Regions from separate parts of the Homo sapiens genome. Here regions 1, 3 and 4 are each linked to region 2. The links are chromatin contacts, found by Hi-C or POLR2A ChIA-PET in ENCODE. All regions are on one chromosome and are shown on one strand. The core of a region is the stretch at or near the end of the contact, and the rest is flanking DNA. Distances in the headings are between cores, read along the strand shown.

Region 1 (3,472 bases), core at 48-2,547, 2.5 Mb after region 2:
AAGCTCCTTGACAGTTTGGGTCTATCACATTCTCTGAGCCTTAACATCTTCCTTCAAGCAGTGACCATCTCCAGCTAGGGTCCTTACTCCCAGTTTCAGCAGAGGAAACTGAAGGACTGTGACTTGCCCAAGGGGAGCCAAGGCCTCCCCCAGCTCATCTGCCTCCTTAATGTCACAAGGGGCCCAGGGCTAGACCATATGTGGCTGAGGCGGGGAGCCCAGGCTCTGTCCTCCAGTGTGGCATTCTCACTGCGCTTGTGGGGAGCCTTCAGCTGCCCTACCTTGTGAAGCCAGAGACCTGGGGTTGGGGACCCTGAGGATTAGGTCTGGGGCTCTAGCTGCAGGAGCCTGGCTGAGATCCTTCATTGCCTAGGGGGGTCTCCTTGATGGGACTTACTCAGGACCCCAGGGGATCGGTTTGGAAGGGGCAGTCCTATATAGGGGTTAGGGATGGCAGGGCCAGAGGTCCCAGCCTCTGGCGAGGGGCATTCCCTGGCCTCCTCTGCCCTGGTCCCAGTCCTTGGGTACTGAGAGGGAGACTACAACAAGGAAGCACTAGGACAGTCTACTTACTCCTAAGATGTCACTCATCCTACAACATTCATCATAAGACCAGTCGCACCCAGAGCCGTAGTGAGGCGGGTGAAGCTGCAGATAGATAGATGATAGATAGATAGATAGATAGATAGATAGATAGATAGATAGATAGATAGATTTTTTTCTTTTTTACAAGAGTGTCTCTCTGTTGCCCAGGCTGGAGTGCAATGGTGCAGTCACGGCTCACTGTAACCTCCACCTCCCGGGTTCCAGCGATTCTCCTGCCTCAGCCTGTAGCTGGGACTACAGGCGCGCGCCACTATGCCCGGCTAATTTTTGTATTTTTGGTAGAGACGGGGTTTCACCATGTTGGCCAGGCTGGTCTCGAACTCCTGACCTCAGGTGATCCACCCCCCAGCTCAGCCTCCCAAAGTTCTGGGATTACAGGCATGAGCCACCGCGCCCGGCCGATAGTTATATTAATCCTTTCTTTCATTTATGGATCTCAGGAAAAGGGCAGACTTGGTCGGGAGAGTAGACCCACCAGAGCTTCAGATTCCAAAGCCCTCCGGGTCAGGGTAACTGCGGCAACCAGAGCCCCAGCCCTCTGGTCTCGCACGTCACTGGAGGATAGGGGCTGGGCCACGGGAGGGCGGGGCGCGCCCTCTGGAAGGCGCGGAACTGCTGTGCGAGCCGAGCGCGTTGCTGCCCGGAGGCTCCTACGCCACGGCCCGTCGGGCCCGGCGCCGGAAGTGAGCTGTTCCGAGGCGCCGCCGGGAGCTGCCACGTCCGAGACCTGGAGCAGCCACCGCCGCAATCATGGTGAGTGTTGGTACTGAGGAGGCCTAGCAGGGTGAAGGCCACGGTCGCGGCCTTCACGGGTTCCTCGGCCGTCCTGAGTCCCAAATCCCAAGCTGGAGCCGTTCAGCTCCCCTCCACCGCTTAGAGATTTGGGGGGCTCTGGCCCCGTCCTTGCGGACCATTCCGAGGGGAGTCCAGAGGTGAGGCCGAGGAACCTCCCTGACTTTGCGGGGCGCGCCGCTCCTGCGTCTCCTGCCAGTCTCCCTTCCTTCTTTTCGGTCAACAATTGAAAACAAAACGAGGAACAGCAGAGGAGCTACTGTATACCGAGCCCTCAGCATTGTTCGTAATCTCCGCCTGCTAACAGCCTTGTGAAGAAGGTGCTATTCTTCTCAACACTTTACAGATGAGGACACTTGAGGTTCGGAGACGTGGAGCCTCTTGCACAGCTGCTTAAGTGGTAGTAGAGCCGAGATTTGAACCCTCCTAACCATTCCTTTCTGCCGCCTACTGCAGCTCCCAGCAGAGATGATTGAACTGTTGCTCGGGGTAGGGCCCCCAGGTAGGATGGGCACCTCGGGAAACGTAAAGATGGCCTGAACGACCCTCCGAAGGCAGGGGCTCAGGGTTTTTTAAGTCTCTGTGGCATCTGCAGTGTACATTCACTCCACACTTACTCCTTGAGTGAATGAATGACTGAAGGAGAACTAAAGAATGGAAGTATCTGGGCTGAGCCTGGAATATCTAGTACATGCATTCTTTTAGAAACATGGGTGTGTCTCAGCAGCAGGTTTGAGGGAACCTGCAGGAACCTAGAAATCAGAACACTGTGTTCTTGTTCTGCAGAGGGTTAGGTGTAAATCACTCACCTCTGGCTCTTCCACTGCAGGTTAGAGTTGAGGCTTTTATGCTCTGACATTCAGCTCATCCTAAATGAATTTTTAACTCATTATCTGATCTCAAAGAGGTGAATTATTTTGAGTGCAGGTGTTAACAGGGACCAGATAATACCAGGTCCCTGGGAAGAAGTACTCTAAGAAGTTCTCTCTCTCTCTCTCTCTCTCCCCACCCTCCCTCTCTCCCCACTCCCTCTCCCTCCCCCCTTCCTCTCCCTCTCCCTTTCTCTCTCTCCCCCTCCCTCTCTTCTCTCTCTCTCTCCCCGCTCCCTCTTCCTCCCCCCTTCCTCTCCCTCTCCCTTTCTCTCCCGCCCTTCCTCCTTCCTTCCGTCCTTTTCTCTCCCCCTCCCTCTTTCCTCCCCCCCCCCCCCCCCCGCCTTCTCTCTCTCTCTCTCTCTCTCTCTCTCTCTCTCATTCAGAAGTGTGGTTCATCAACCCTGACTGGTGGGTGAGAGTGGTTAGAATTAAATGCTGATTATTTCTAAGGTCCTTTGGTAACCTGGTTGAAACTACCTCTCAGTAAACTTTCTTCGTGAACCTACTTAACCGCAGCTTTACAGAACTCAGTGTAACAACTGCTTTACATTCTAGACAGGCAGCCTGGTGGAGTGAAGTTTTGTGGACTCAGCATTAGAAGGTTAGGGGATGGGGCTCTTTTCCCAGGTCTGCCTTGAACTAGCTCTGTGACTTTGGCAAGTGCTTTCTCTTCTCTGGGCTTCTTCATTTCCTTAGTCTGTCGCAGGTCTCTGATTGACTGTGCCCTTGGTACCCTGCCCTCCCCGCCTTCCTGTGCACTTTGTAACCTATACAGCTCGGCACATGGAGGAAACTCCTTATTGTCCTTACTTGCCTTTGCAGACTTCGGGGACCTGGTTTTTAGAGAGTCTAGAATCTGATGAGAGAACCTGTGCTTACTTGGTGTGTACCTCTTGAACTGCTTTGCAGCCATCCTCTTCCACTGTCTGCCTTTCTGAAATCACAAGTCAAACTTTATACCTACAGGGCTTGTGCTGGAAAAGATGAAATGGGGAAAATGGTAAGAAATGTCTGTTCCACACTGAAACTTCTTTTAAGTCCTCTTTTCTATCCCAAGAATTTAAGAGAAGAGTGGTTGAGCAAAGAAAAAAAATAACAGCTTTTGTTCATTTACTTATTCATTCAGCAAATAGTCGCTGAGTTCCTTCTATTTGCAAAGCACTGTGCTGGATGATTTGAGGGGATTTGAAACTGCAGATGGC
Region 2 (3,484 bases), core at 142-2,641:
AGGAAATGCTATTCTTTTCCAAAGTGACTGCACCATTTCATATTTGCACTAGCACTGTACGGACATTCCCATTTCTCTGTCCTAGTGAGTGTGAAATGGTATCTCACTGCAGTTCCAGTTTGTATTTCCCTGATGGCTAATGATGTGGATCATTTCATGTGTTCATTGGCCACAGAGAAATGTCTATTTGGATTCTTTACCCATTTTTCAATTGGGTTATTTGTCTTTATAGGTTTGTTGTTGTTGAGACAGAGTCTTGCTCTGTCACTCAGGCTGGAGTGCAGTGGCATTATCACAGCTAACTGCAGTCTAGAACTGCTGGGCTCACGTGATCATCCCAGCTCAGCCTCTCGAGTAACTGGGACTACAGGCATGCGCCACCAGCCCCAGCTAATTATTTTATTTTTTGTAGAGACAGGGTCTTACTATGTTGCCTAGGCCGGTCTTGAACTCCTGGGCTCAAGCAAATCTCCCACCTCAGACTCCCAAAGTATTGGAATTATAGGTGTGAACCATAGTGCTCAGCCAATTTGCACAATAATCTTAAATACAAAAGCTAAGCAAAACAAATCAAGAGCATCTTTAAAAACTAGGCAGTCTGGGAGGCAGGGGCTGCCGTGAGCCGTGAGATGGCACCTTTGCATTCCAGCCTAGGTGACAGAGGGAGGCCCTGTCTAAAAAAAACCAAAAACCAAAAAACAAAACAAAACAAAAAACATCTAGGCAGTAGCTCGTGCCCGTAATCCCAGCTACTCAGGAGGCTGAGGCGAGAGAATCGTTTGAGCCCAGGAGTTCAAGACCAGCCTGGGCAACAGAGTGAGACCCCATTTCTAAAAAATGAACAAAGAAAAACTAGGCAGTTTCGCCCAGTGGTTAGAAGCGTGGAGTTTGGAGTCAAGTCTCCAAATTTCATCTTCCACATATGCAAAATGGAGACAATAATAGGGGTACGTTATAGAATTGTGGTAGGCATAGTGAACTCCATCGCATGTTAGCTGTTTTCGTTACTATTTACTGTCTAAATTCGGTGATGAAATTATTAGGAAGTCTCTGTCTTGTTCTCTTCTGACCACTAAGAGGCGCACTTCGGAGTAGAAGAAACGCGGGCGGAAATAGCCCAAAAGCGGATTGGCTTCGACTTCTGGCGGAAGTAAATTCCTCCCTCCACCAGGTCTTATTAGCTCAGAAAGAATTCCAAATTTCTACGTAGTCCCAAGGATAGGTAGAATACATTTCTCAGTCCTATTCCTAGTTATTATTGTCTATTAAAACATGTATACTCAGAATTTTTGCGGCATTATTTTTTGACGTGTCTTTATTTTATTTAAAAGAGCCGGAGCCGGAAGTGCTTGCCTTTTTCCCTGCTAGGACCCAGGGGTTACGACCCATCAGCCCTTGCGCGCCACCGTCCCTTCTCTCTTCCTCGGCGCTGCCTACGGAGGTGGCAGCCATCTCCTTCTCGGTAAGTGTTAATCCGTGGCAATCCGCATTCCTGCGGGATTCATCTGGCCCCGTCGCCCAGTGGTGCGGAGGCCTCCCCTTCAGCGCGGTAGTGTCTGTGGGTATTGTTATTGTCAGCTTACTGGAGCGTGTACAGGAACAGAACGAAGCCGCCGAGTTGATAGGGCTTTGCGTCCCAGAGCCTCCTGCCCTCCGCCTGTATTCAGAGCTGCGGGCTGCTTGTTTGTTCCTTGGCGGTGGAGGGTGCTAGTTGAGGCCAGACTTCGGGGTCTCCTGGGGGCCGTGGGACGACCAGGGGTGGCCCAGCTTGACAGCTTTCAGCTGGGATCTGTGGATCCCAGCGCTCACCAATGTCGGCCCACGTGTATTCGTTCATGCCATGGCCGGCTTCTTCCGCTGCAGTCTCTGGCCCGAGGGCTGCTGCTGCGGGACCGCCAAGGAAAGACGAGCTGTAGGTCGGCTGGTCCAGCTGCAGGCAGAAATTCTGGTAGTATCTCTGGGAATATGAAGATGCAACTGCCCCCACCTTGCCTTCGAGGATATCATGGGCCAGAAGGCAGAGTCGTTTTGAATACGTGGTTCATTGAGTACCCACTCTGGGCCAGTTGATGGCTGCGAAGAGAGCAGAAGGGGTGCTGCTGTAGGAAATCAATGGCTCGGAAGACCACACTGAGGAAGGTGTGAGTTGATACTGGAAGATCTCCAGGTTTGAGGCATCTTCAGAGGTATATGGTGGTTTTGTGTGTGTTGAGGGTGTGGTAGCGCAGCAGCTCCCTAGGGAATTAGAAGGTTTTATTGAACATTTACCCTGTGACAGGCACTGCAGGCATTCAGCGCGCAGTGTCATCTTCATTTTACAGGTGAGGAAAAGACTCAGGTTCAAGTAGATGGTCAAGGCCAGTACTACCGGAAGGACCATCTGGGGGTTCGGACACTGGTGGGGTGGGATTTGCTGCCCCTTGCAAATTGAGAGTGTCTTGGGGTCAGTTTTGATTTGCTCAGCTGTTGGCATTCTTTGGGCTCTGAGTGGGTGAGGTGACCCTTGACCTCCTGGGATCGCATCTGGAGAGTGCCTAGTATTCTGCCAGCTTCGGAAAGGGAGGGAAAGCAAGCCTGGCAGAGGCACCCATTCCATTCCCAGCTTGCTCCGTAGCTGGCGATTGGAAGACACTCTGCGACAGTGTTCAGTCCCTGGGCAGGAAAGCCTCCTTCCAGGATTCTTCCTCACCTGGGGCCGCTTCTTCCCCAAAAGGCATCATGGCCGCCCTCAGACCCCTTGTGAAGCCCAAGATCGTCAAAAAGAGAACCAAGAAGTTCATCCGGCACCAGTCAGACCGATATGTCAAAATTAAGGTATGTGGTCCTGGGATGGAAATGGGTGTGGGGTGAAGAAAAGAGTTTCCAACAGTTTCTGACATCACCTAGTCAGGATTATCTTTGACCGATGAACTGGCTTGTGGAAGAGCTTTCTGTAGAAATACAGGTCTCCCCCAGTGTGCCCTAGTGCTGGTACTTATGTCTCTTGATGTGTGAAGCGAAACTTTAATGAAAAGGGACATTTGGCCGTTTTGATGTGTTCAGAGGGCTTTGCATTTGTGTCCTGTATTTTGGGTTGCCTTGTGACAGCAGGATCCCTATTTTATAGACAAGAAAACTCAGGTGCTGAGAGCAGTGTCTGCAGCTGTGCTTGCCATCTCAGTATCTACACAGTCCCCTCGCATCCCATTGGTGCCTCCTCCATTGCTTGGGAGTGGCAATGGTGGGGGTGCCTTCATCCCTAGTGGCTAAAGCCACGAGCTCCTGGTTTTTCCCACCAAAAAAGTAAGGAAATAGTGAAGTCCTGTTACCAAAGGCAACTACTGTGTGGCATACTTCCTTTTCATTTGGTCCTTTTTTTCCCTCCCCAAAAGGAAGAGTTCGCACTCTGCACAGACGCTAACCCACCTGTGTATTATTTCCTTCAGCGTAACTGGCGGAAACCCAGAGGCATTGACAACAGGGTTCGTAGAAGATTCAAGGGCCA
Region 3 (3,558 bases), core at 597-3,096, 2.6 Mb after region 2:
TTGAGTAGATGAGCGAAATGTATCTTCTCTGTGAAGCACTCCTTGGTCTGCTCAAAGTACTTATGAAACCCTCTTGCATGTTTCCATTAGGGAATTAACAATTTAACCTCCAAAAAAAAAAGAAAAAAAAAAAAAACTAGCACCACCAAGCAAAACCCCAACATGCTGGAAACTATGACTTTGGAGAAAAGCTACACCAAGAACCGCAATTCTTGGTTCTGTGATTCAGAGTGGTTCAAAGTACAAGGGCACACAATTCTTTAAACTGACAACTAAAATAAATACATTCTTCTCTTGAGCACATAATCCACCTTCTACTGCAGTGATTCTCCAACGGGGCTGCACGTTTACAATAACCTGGGGAGCACTGAAAAATCTGGAAGCCCAGACCACACCTCAGCCCAATAAATCAGTTTCTCTGGAGTAGGAGGCAGGCCCAAGTATTTTAAAGCTTTCCAAGTAGTTCCAAAGTGCTGCCGAGTTTGAAAATTACCTCTCTACTTAACTTCAGGCCACGCGCCTGGAAGACTGCTAGGTCTTCGAGTTTGGGGGGAGTGGACTTCTAGAAAGACCTTCCAGACCTTCAAGGATGTAATGTTTTGTAGTCTCCTTCCACCAAAATTCCCATCCCCAACCTCTCAAGCCATGTGGAAGGGGCTTCACCGATTGCAAAGCGTGGCAGCCACCTACCTTAAGGCTGCAGGCTTCCTCCTCTAGAGAAGCCATTTCTTCCAAAGAGGCGTTGGCAGGACGCAGAGGGGATCCCCCTGAAGACAGGAACCCCCGAGTGTTCCGAATCAGGCAGCCTTTGGAGGCGGCCCCGCCCACACCAGGGCCCAAGAAATGTGGGGAGAAGGAGGAGGAGGAGTTATTTCTGCGGCGGGATGAGCCCCAGGATAACCTCCGCGAGCAAGCCACATCGTCCTCCTTCTGGGCTTTCAGGCGCTTGGGGCTGCTGGGCCCTCCAGAACGCGACGCAGACCTCTGAGCTGGCCGGCTGGAGGGGGCCACATCACAGGGCTCCCGGAGGCAGCTGCGCTTGCGGGGACACCCTTCCGACGTGCTGCTCCAGTTGTGCTTGACCTTGCCCCGCTCGGACGCCATGGGCACCTGCAAGGTACAGGGGGCCTGGATTCCAACACCACCCTTCCTGGCGACCCCACCTCAGATTCCCGCCACCCCGGGCCCAGGAGGACGGCAAGACATAAGGGCAGAGCCAGGGGCTAGCCTCACTGACCTTTCCCTCTTCTTTCCACTGCCCATCACAGTTCTCAAGGTTTCAGAGATGCCAAACCGTGTTGGAGAAGTCAAAGCGATCCAAAATTGACTAAAGGCTGCCGTCGGTTTCCAAGCCCACAACGTGCTTCTGAGATCAGGAAGCCTTCACTTTGCCCAGCGCTACTTCGGAGATGCCTAAGCGCTTCCGGGGCTACGAAGCGCTTTGATCAGTTTGCAATATAAAGCCCTTTAGAACTGTCAAGCGCTTCAGAAGACCACATGGCGCTTCAAGATCCACACATGGCTGCCGGATCCGCGGCCCCGGGGCCGGGCGCTTAGCCCGTAGGCCAGGGCCAGACCCGGGCGCCGCAGCCCGCCCTGCTCCTGCGGCCCAACCAGACCCGGGCCGGAAGGGGCCCGAGCGGCCCCTCGGGAGCTGGCAGCGCCCTCGACCGCCAACTCAGGACGCCCCCCGCCGGCTGCCGCAGCTGTCCCGCCGGGCAGCCCGCCGCCTGCCCCAGCCCTACAGCCCCGCCTGGCCCGGCCTCCGCCCGAACTGCGACCACTCCGGCCTCCGTGGCGCCCGCCCTCCGGAACGAGCCCTGCGGCCCGCAGGCCGGAGAGCGACAGGGGCGGGGCCTGCGCCAAACGGAAGGCGCCCATTGCTCGACCCGGCAAGGGGCGGGACTCCGAGCAAGACGCAGCCCGCCTCAAAGCCAGGCGCCTTGGAGTCGGGACGGTACGCCTTAGGAAGCTCGTCCATTGGTCAGAAGCCAGATGGGGCGGAGCCACTCACGTGGGCTCGAACAGCGGGAAGTTGAGGCCAGCCAGATGTGCAGGCAGGTGGTGTCCGCTGACGCGCCTCACTTAACGCTGTTTTCCTCAGCGCCGGCCGCTGTACCTGAAGCTTTCAGACCTGGATTTCTCATCGAGCCAAAGCAAACCGTGTACTGAGCATTATCACCCCACTTTATAGAGCAGAAAACTGTGGCTCAGAGAGACTAAGTACACACCCAGAAATGGGAAGAATTAGAATTAGAAGGCACCAAAAAAAAAAAAAAAAAGACTACACAAAAATGTGAACTATCCGCCTGGTGAAAAATATTAAAGACGGCTGGGCACGGTGTCTCACGCCTGCAATCTCAGCACTTTGGAAGACCGAGGCGGGAGGATGGCTTGAGCTCGGGAGTTAGAGACCAGCCTGGCCAGCATGGTGCGACCCCCATCTCTACAAAAAATAAAATTAGCTGGGCGTGATGCCAGCTACTCAGGCTGAGGTGGGAGGATCACTTGAGGCCGGGAGGTCGAGGCTGCAGTGAGCTGTGATCCCGCCACTGCACTCCAGCCTGGAGGACAGAGCAAGACCCTGTCTCAAAAAAGAAAAAAAATCAAAGACAAGGTACAAATTCAGAAAAATACTCGAAACATATGACAAAGGGCTGATATTCGATGTAGCAATTCTCCCAAAATAATAAAATAACTTAGTATTAAGACTGGCAAAGGAGGCTGGGTCCAGTGGCACACGTCTGTAATCCCAGCACTTTGGGAGGCCGAGGTGGGTGGATCTCTTGAGGCAAAGAGTTCGAGACCAGCGTGGGCAACATGGTGAAATCCTGTCTCTAGTGAAACACAAAAATTAGCCTGGTGTGGTGGTGGGCGCCTGTAGTCCCAGCTACTCAGGAGGCTGAGGTGGGAGGATCCCTTGAGCCTGGGAAGTCGAGGGTCCAGTGAGCCAAGATTACTGCCACTGCACTCCAGCCAGGGAGACAAAGTGAGACCCCTGTCTCAGGGAAAAAAAAAAAAAAAGGCAAAGGAAGCAATGAACAAAAACAAATCATGAAACGCTCCTAAATATAAGAAAGATGGCTCCACCTCAACCATTAAAAAAGTACATGTAAGGCCAGGTGTGGTGGCTCACGCCTGTGATCCCAGCACTTTGGGAGGCCAAGGCGGGCAGATCACGAGGTCAGGAGATCGAGACCATCCTGGCTAATACGGTGAAACCCCGCCTCTACTAAAAATACAAAAATTAGCCAGGCGTGGTGGCAGGCGCCTGTAGTCCCAGCTACTCGGGAGGCTGAGGCAGGAGAATGGCGTGAACCCAGGAGGTGGAGCTTGCAGTGAGCCAAGATTGCGCCACTGCACTTCAGCCTGGGTGAGAGACTCCGTCTCTAAAAAAAAAAAATTAATTAATTAAATTAAATTAAAAAGTACATATAAAATTATAATTTTCCACTCGTTAGATTGGCAATAATCAAAAAACAAGGTAAGGGGCCGGGTGCGGTGGCTCACGCCTGTAATCCCCGCACCTTGGGAGGCCGAGGTGGGTGGATCACGAGG
Region 4 (3,620 bases), core at 361-2,860, 2.2 Mb before region 2:
TGGGCTTATCAGTAGACTGTCCATAACCAAAGATTAAATGAATTTGAAGATAGGTCAACAGAAACTTCCCCACTAAAATGCAAAGAGAACCTCCATCACCCCGCCAGAACATTCGAGAACTATGAGGCAATTCCAGAAGACATAAAATGCATTTAACTTGAATACTAGAAAGAGAAAAGAGTGAAGAATAAATACCTGAACTAATAAATGGCTAAGAACTTTACAAAATTAATGACAGACATGAAATCACAGATCCAGGAGGCTCAGAGGACTCCAAGCAGGACAAATACAAAACATCTACAGATCTGCATTACCTTATTCTAACCCCGTAAACCAAACACCAAGAGAAAATTTGAAAGAAGCTAAAGGAAAAAGCCATCATACCTATAAATGTAATTGCATTTAATTACTTGTTTGAAACCATGCAAGCAAAAAAAGAGTGGAGTGAACTATTTAAATTGTTGAAAGAAAAACACCAGGGCCAGGCGCAGTGGCTCACGCCTGTAATCCCAGCACTTTGGGAAGCTGAGACGGGCGGATCATCTGAGGTCAGGAGTTTGATACCAGCCTGACCAACATGGAGAATCCCCGTCTCTACTGACAATACAAAATTAGCTGGGTGTAGTGGCGCATGCCTGTAAGTCCGGCTACTCGGGAGGCTGAGGCAGGAGAATCACTTGAACCTGGGAGGCGGAGGTTGCGGTGAGCCAAGATAGCACCATTGCACTCCAGAAGGGAGGGAGGGAAAGGAAAAACACTAACCTAGAATTCTAAATCTGGCAAAATCACTCTTCAAAAGAGAAGGAGAAATACCTTTCAGATCAAGAGTACTTCAGAAATGTATCTTTTTTTTTTTTGAGAGGGAGTCTTGCTCTGTCGCCCAGGCTGGAGTGCAGTGGCGCGATCTCGGCTCACTGCAACTTCCCGGGTTCGAGCGATCCTCCCACCTCAGTCTTCTGAGTAGCTGGGACCACAGGTGCTGCCACCACACCAGGCTAATTTTTGTATTTTCAGTAGAGACGGGGTTTCGCCATGTTGGGCAGGCTGGTCTCGAATTCCTGACCTCAAGCGATCCTTCCGCCTCGGCTTCCCCAAAGGCTGGGTTTACAGGCGGGAGCCACCGCGCCTGGCCCTAGAAATACATCTCACCCATAGTTTGTTTACGAAAAAATTGAGGTCCTGAGTTAAGTGGCTGAATTTAGGAAGGAATTGATCCCAAACCATCTTTTTTTCTTTTGCTAAGAAGTTTAAGTCAACGTCAGAAAGTGCAGTTTGAACTCTTCATGATAAAACTGGAGATGTTTGGGGAGAAAAATGGACAATACGTTCAATAGGACGTTATCAGCTGACTTGGTATCCAAACTGAGCTTTCCTGATTATTTCTTATTGCAATGTCTGACTTTTAGCCTATGTAAAAATATTTTCCCGTGGGTGGATGGGGAAATGACTAATTTACAGGACGCGACAACCTAAACCTTCCAAGGGGAAGGCGTCCTAAAGCGAAGCTGCACACACCGGTTCTCGCCGCGCCGGGTCGAAGGCCGCCTACAAGTCCCAGAGTGCTCCGCGGCGTGCGCTGCCCGCCGGGAAGCGTCTCCTGTGCGTCTGCGCGGGAAGTGGAACCTGGCTCTGGGGAGAAGCCGCGTGAGATCCGCGCGGGTGCTAGCTAGTCCTTTCTCGTCGCTGCTCGGCTCGCGGCCCGTGGGGTCGGCCCCGCCACCGTTGCCGCCATGCCCATGAAGGGCCGCTTCCCCATCCGCCGCACCCTGCAATATCTGAGCCAGGGGAACGTGGTGTTCAAGGACTCCGTGAAGGTCATGACAGTGAATTACAACACGCATGGGGAGCTGGGCGAGGGCGCCAGGTCAGTCGCAGCCCCGGCCGCCTGGCGAGCCGTAACCTGCTAGTCGTGCCAGCCTGCTGGTAACGTGAGGTCCCGAGTCGCTCTGGGCGGCCGTTCATCCCCGGGGCGGGCCCCCCAGGTCGGCGCTGTTACCCCCATTTTACAGAGGTCCAGACTGAGGCGGACGGCGGGGCCCCCGCCGGGCCGGCTGCAGTCGTGACGAGGTTTGGGGGGCGGAGGACAAGAACCCCACTCCTGGATCTCCTTCCTCCGGCGCGGTGGGCGAGGCTGACCCGAGGGAGGCCACCAGTTCCCTTGGCCCCTCTGGCCAGCAAGGCAAGCGCTGGGGAGGGGCAGCCGCAGATCCTTTCGGGGTGACGGGGGTGACACCCCAGGACGAATCTGAGGATAAAATGAGAGAAATAACAGCGGCGAACACTGATCATATCTCGCACAGTTCTGAATGCTTCTCGCGCTTTCTTTTTTCTGATGCCTAGAGAAACCCCAGCTTATCCCCACTCTAAGGCTGGGGAAGCGCACAGAGAGGTTAAGTAACTTGCAGCTCCACGAGACACCATGCCAGCCGGTGAGCGGTGAGCCGGGCAGTGTGGCCGCTTCCTTCGGGACTCAAGGTTTGGAAGGAAGTGATTAATTATGTCAGCTGTGCAGCGGCAGACCCTACCCCGACTAGAAGGAACTGTAGGGAACGCCTAGGATGTCTTTCAGCTTGGAGCAGAGTAGGGACTCATTGAATGGCAGTTGGCAAGTGAAAGGTTTGGATTGACCCTGAGGCAGCCCTAAGCAGTGCCTTAGGCTCTGCAGGTATGAAGTCTACATTTATTGAGTACACTCTGAGTGCTAGGCTGTGTGCTGTGTGCTGGGAGTTCAGCAGTGATGGAGGAGGCAGCCTTAGCCCGCAGAAACTTTGGGACTTGGGTGTATGTTGGATCAAAATGAGGCGTGGGGGCGGGGAGCAACTTCTTGTGGGGCATGGTCCCCTTGGTGACGGACCTTCACTGCATGGCCCTTCAAGAGATCCGGAAGCCGCTTCCTAGCCATTTGCTCTGCGCAGGTGAATCTGATAACTTGGACCTGCTTGCCTGGAATCAGCTGGCTTGATGGCTTCCTGGAAGACTTGGTCTTGGTCTTAGGGTGTATGGGCACCCAGATACTCCTTCATAACCTACTGCACAACTGTGCACACCTTTGTCCCCGGGCAACTGCCAGGCAGATAATGGGAAGGGGTGGGGGTCTCGGTGCGGCCCGCAGCGAGCTGGAGAGCACATGCCCTATCCAGAGGGCCCTTCACTGTTTGGCATTGTGGGCTCCGTGGAGAATTTCTCATTTGTCAAGAAGCTGAAATCTAGGTTTTTATGTAAATCTCTGGCTTTTAAATGGCCAGCCAATCAAAATAAGCCTGTGAGCCTCTTACTTACATTCTCAGATATTTTAATGTCCTCTAGGTAAATGGGATACAAACAGCCATTCACTGTTTCTTTGTTCCTGGTGGTAGGGGCTGGCCTGTGCCACCTGTGCCCTCTGTGATCTTGTACCCGTGGGTTGGAGTCTGTCTGCCTTGCTCTGGCTAGCCGCAGTCCTCCCCCAATCCCCAGCCCTTGTTTGTTCATGTGCCCTCAGCCCTTCAGCTGCCCCACTGGGACCTACCTCCATCCCAAGTGCCTGCGACCGGTCCAGCCAGTCTTTGGGTACCTGCTGGGGGCAATGGGAAGGTGCCTTATTTAGTATTTGAGGGCCAAGTCCTTACTCACCTCTGCCA

Evidence for each region. Hi-C counts contacts between places; a loop is a spot of excess contacts on that map. ChIA-PET counts read pairs that join two places held with the same protein, here RNA polymerase II (POLR2A). Pooled maps may share reads with other maps.
Region 1: a map of naive thymus-derived CD4-positive, alpha-beta T cell shows a loop between it and region 2 (24-fold over the local background). The contact joins the promoter of SEC13 here to the promoter of RPL32 in region 2. A Hi-C loop is called at or near these places in 1 of 168 maps with a recorded cell type or tissue (naive thymus-derived CD4-positive, alpha-beta T cell) and 8 of 50 pooled maps. POLR2A ChIA-PET finds 5 or more read pairs at or near these places in 2 of 52 experiments (CD4-positive, alpha-beta T cell and activated T-cell).
Region 3: a map of naive thymus-derived CD4-positive, alpha-beta T cell shows a loop between it and region 2 (32-fold over the local background). The contact joins the promoter of TATDN2 here to the promoter of RPL32 in region 2. A Hi-C loop is called at or near these places in 1 of 168 maps with a recorded cell type or tissue (naive thymus-derived CD4-positive, alpha-beta T cell) and 8 of 50 pooled maps. POLR2A ChIA-PET finds 5 or more read pairs at or near these places in 1 of 52 experiments (SK-N-SH).
Region 4: a map of CD8-positive, alpha-beta T cell shows a loop between it and region 2 (10-fold over the local background). The contact joins the promoter of MRPS25 here to the promoter of RPL32 in region 2. A Hi-C loop is called at or near these places in 2 of 168 maps with a recorded cell type or tissue (CD8-positive, alpha-beta T cell and naive thymus-derived CD4-positive, alpha-beta T cell) and 7 of 50 pooled maps.

The regions. Positions count from the first base shown.
Region 1 is chr3:10,318,937-10,322,408 of GRCh38, reverse strand. SEC13 (SEC13 homolog, nuclear pore and COPII component) reads left to right here and starts at 1,297. Exons shown (of 9, transcript NM_183352.3): 1 at 1,297-1,359. The coding sequence starts at 1,357. RefSeq lists a silencer at 1,062-1,141 and enhancers at 989-1,584, 1,332-1,631.
Region 2 is chr3:12,839,472-12,842,955 of GRCh38, reverse strand. It overlaps RPL32 (ribosomal protein L32), which reads left to right and starts at 1,391. Exons shown (of 4, transcript NM_000994.4): 1 at 1,391-1,462; 2 at 2,714-2,814; 3 at 3,426-3,484. The coding sequence starts at 2,719. SNORA7A (small nucleolar RNA, H/ACA box 7A) reads left to right here and starts at 2,506; the gene lies at 2,506-2,644. RefSeq lists enhancers at 813-1,062, 1,156-2,092, 2,093-3,031.
Region 3 is chr3:10,246,747-10,250,304 of GRCh38, reverse strand. It overlaps TATDN2 (TatD DNase domain containing 2), which reads right to left and starts at 1,846. Exons shown (of 8, transcript NM_014760.4): 1 at 1,238-1,846; 2 at 691-1,110. The coding sequence starts at 1,104. RefSeq lists an enhancer at 410-1,278 and a silencer at 1,531-1,960.
Region 4 is chr3:15,063,305-15,066,924 of GRCh38, reverse strand. MRPS25 (mitochondrial ribosomal protein S25) reads left to right here and starts at 1,610. Exons shown (of 4, transcript NM_022497.5): 1 at 1,610-1,864. The coding sequence starts at 1,731. RefSeq lists an enhancer at 1,451-1,630.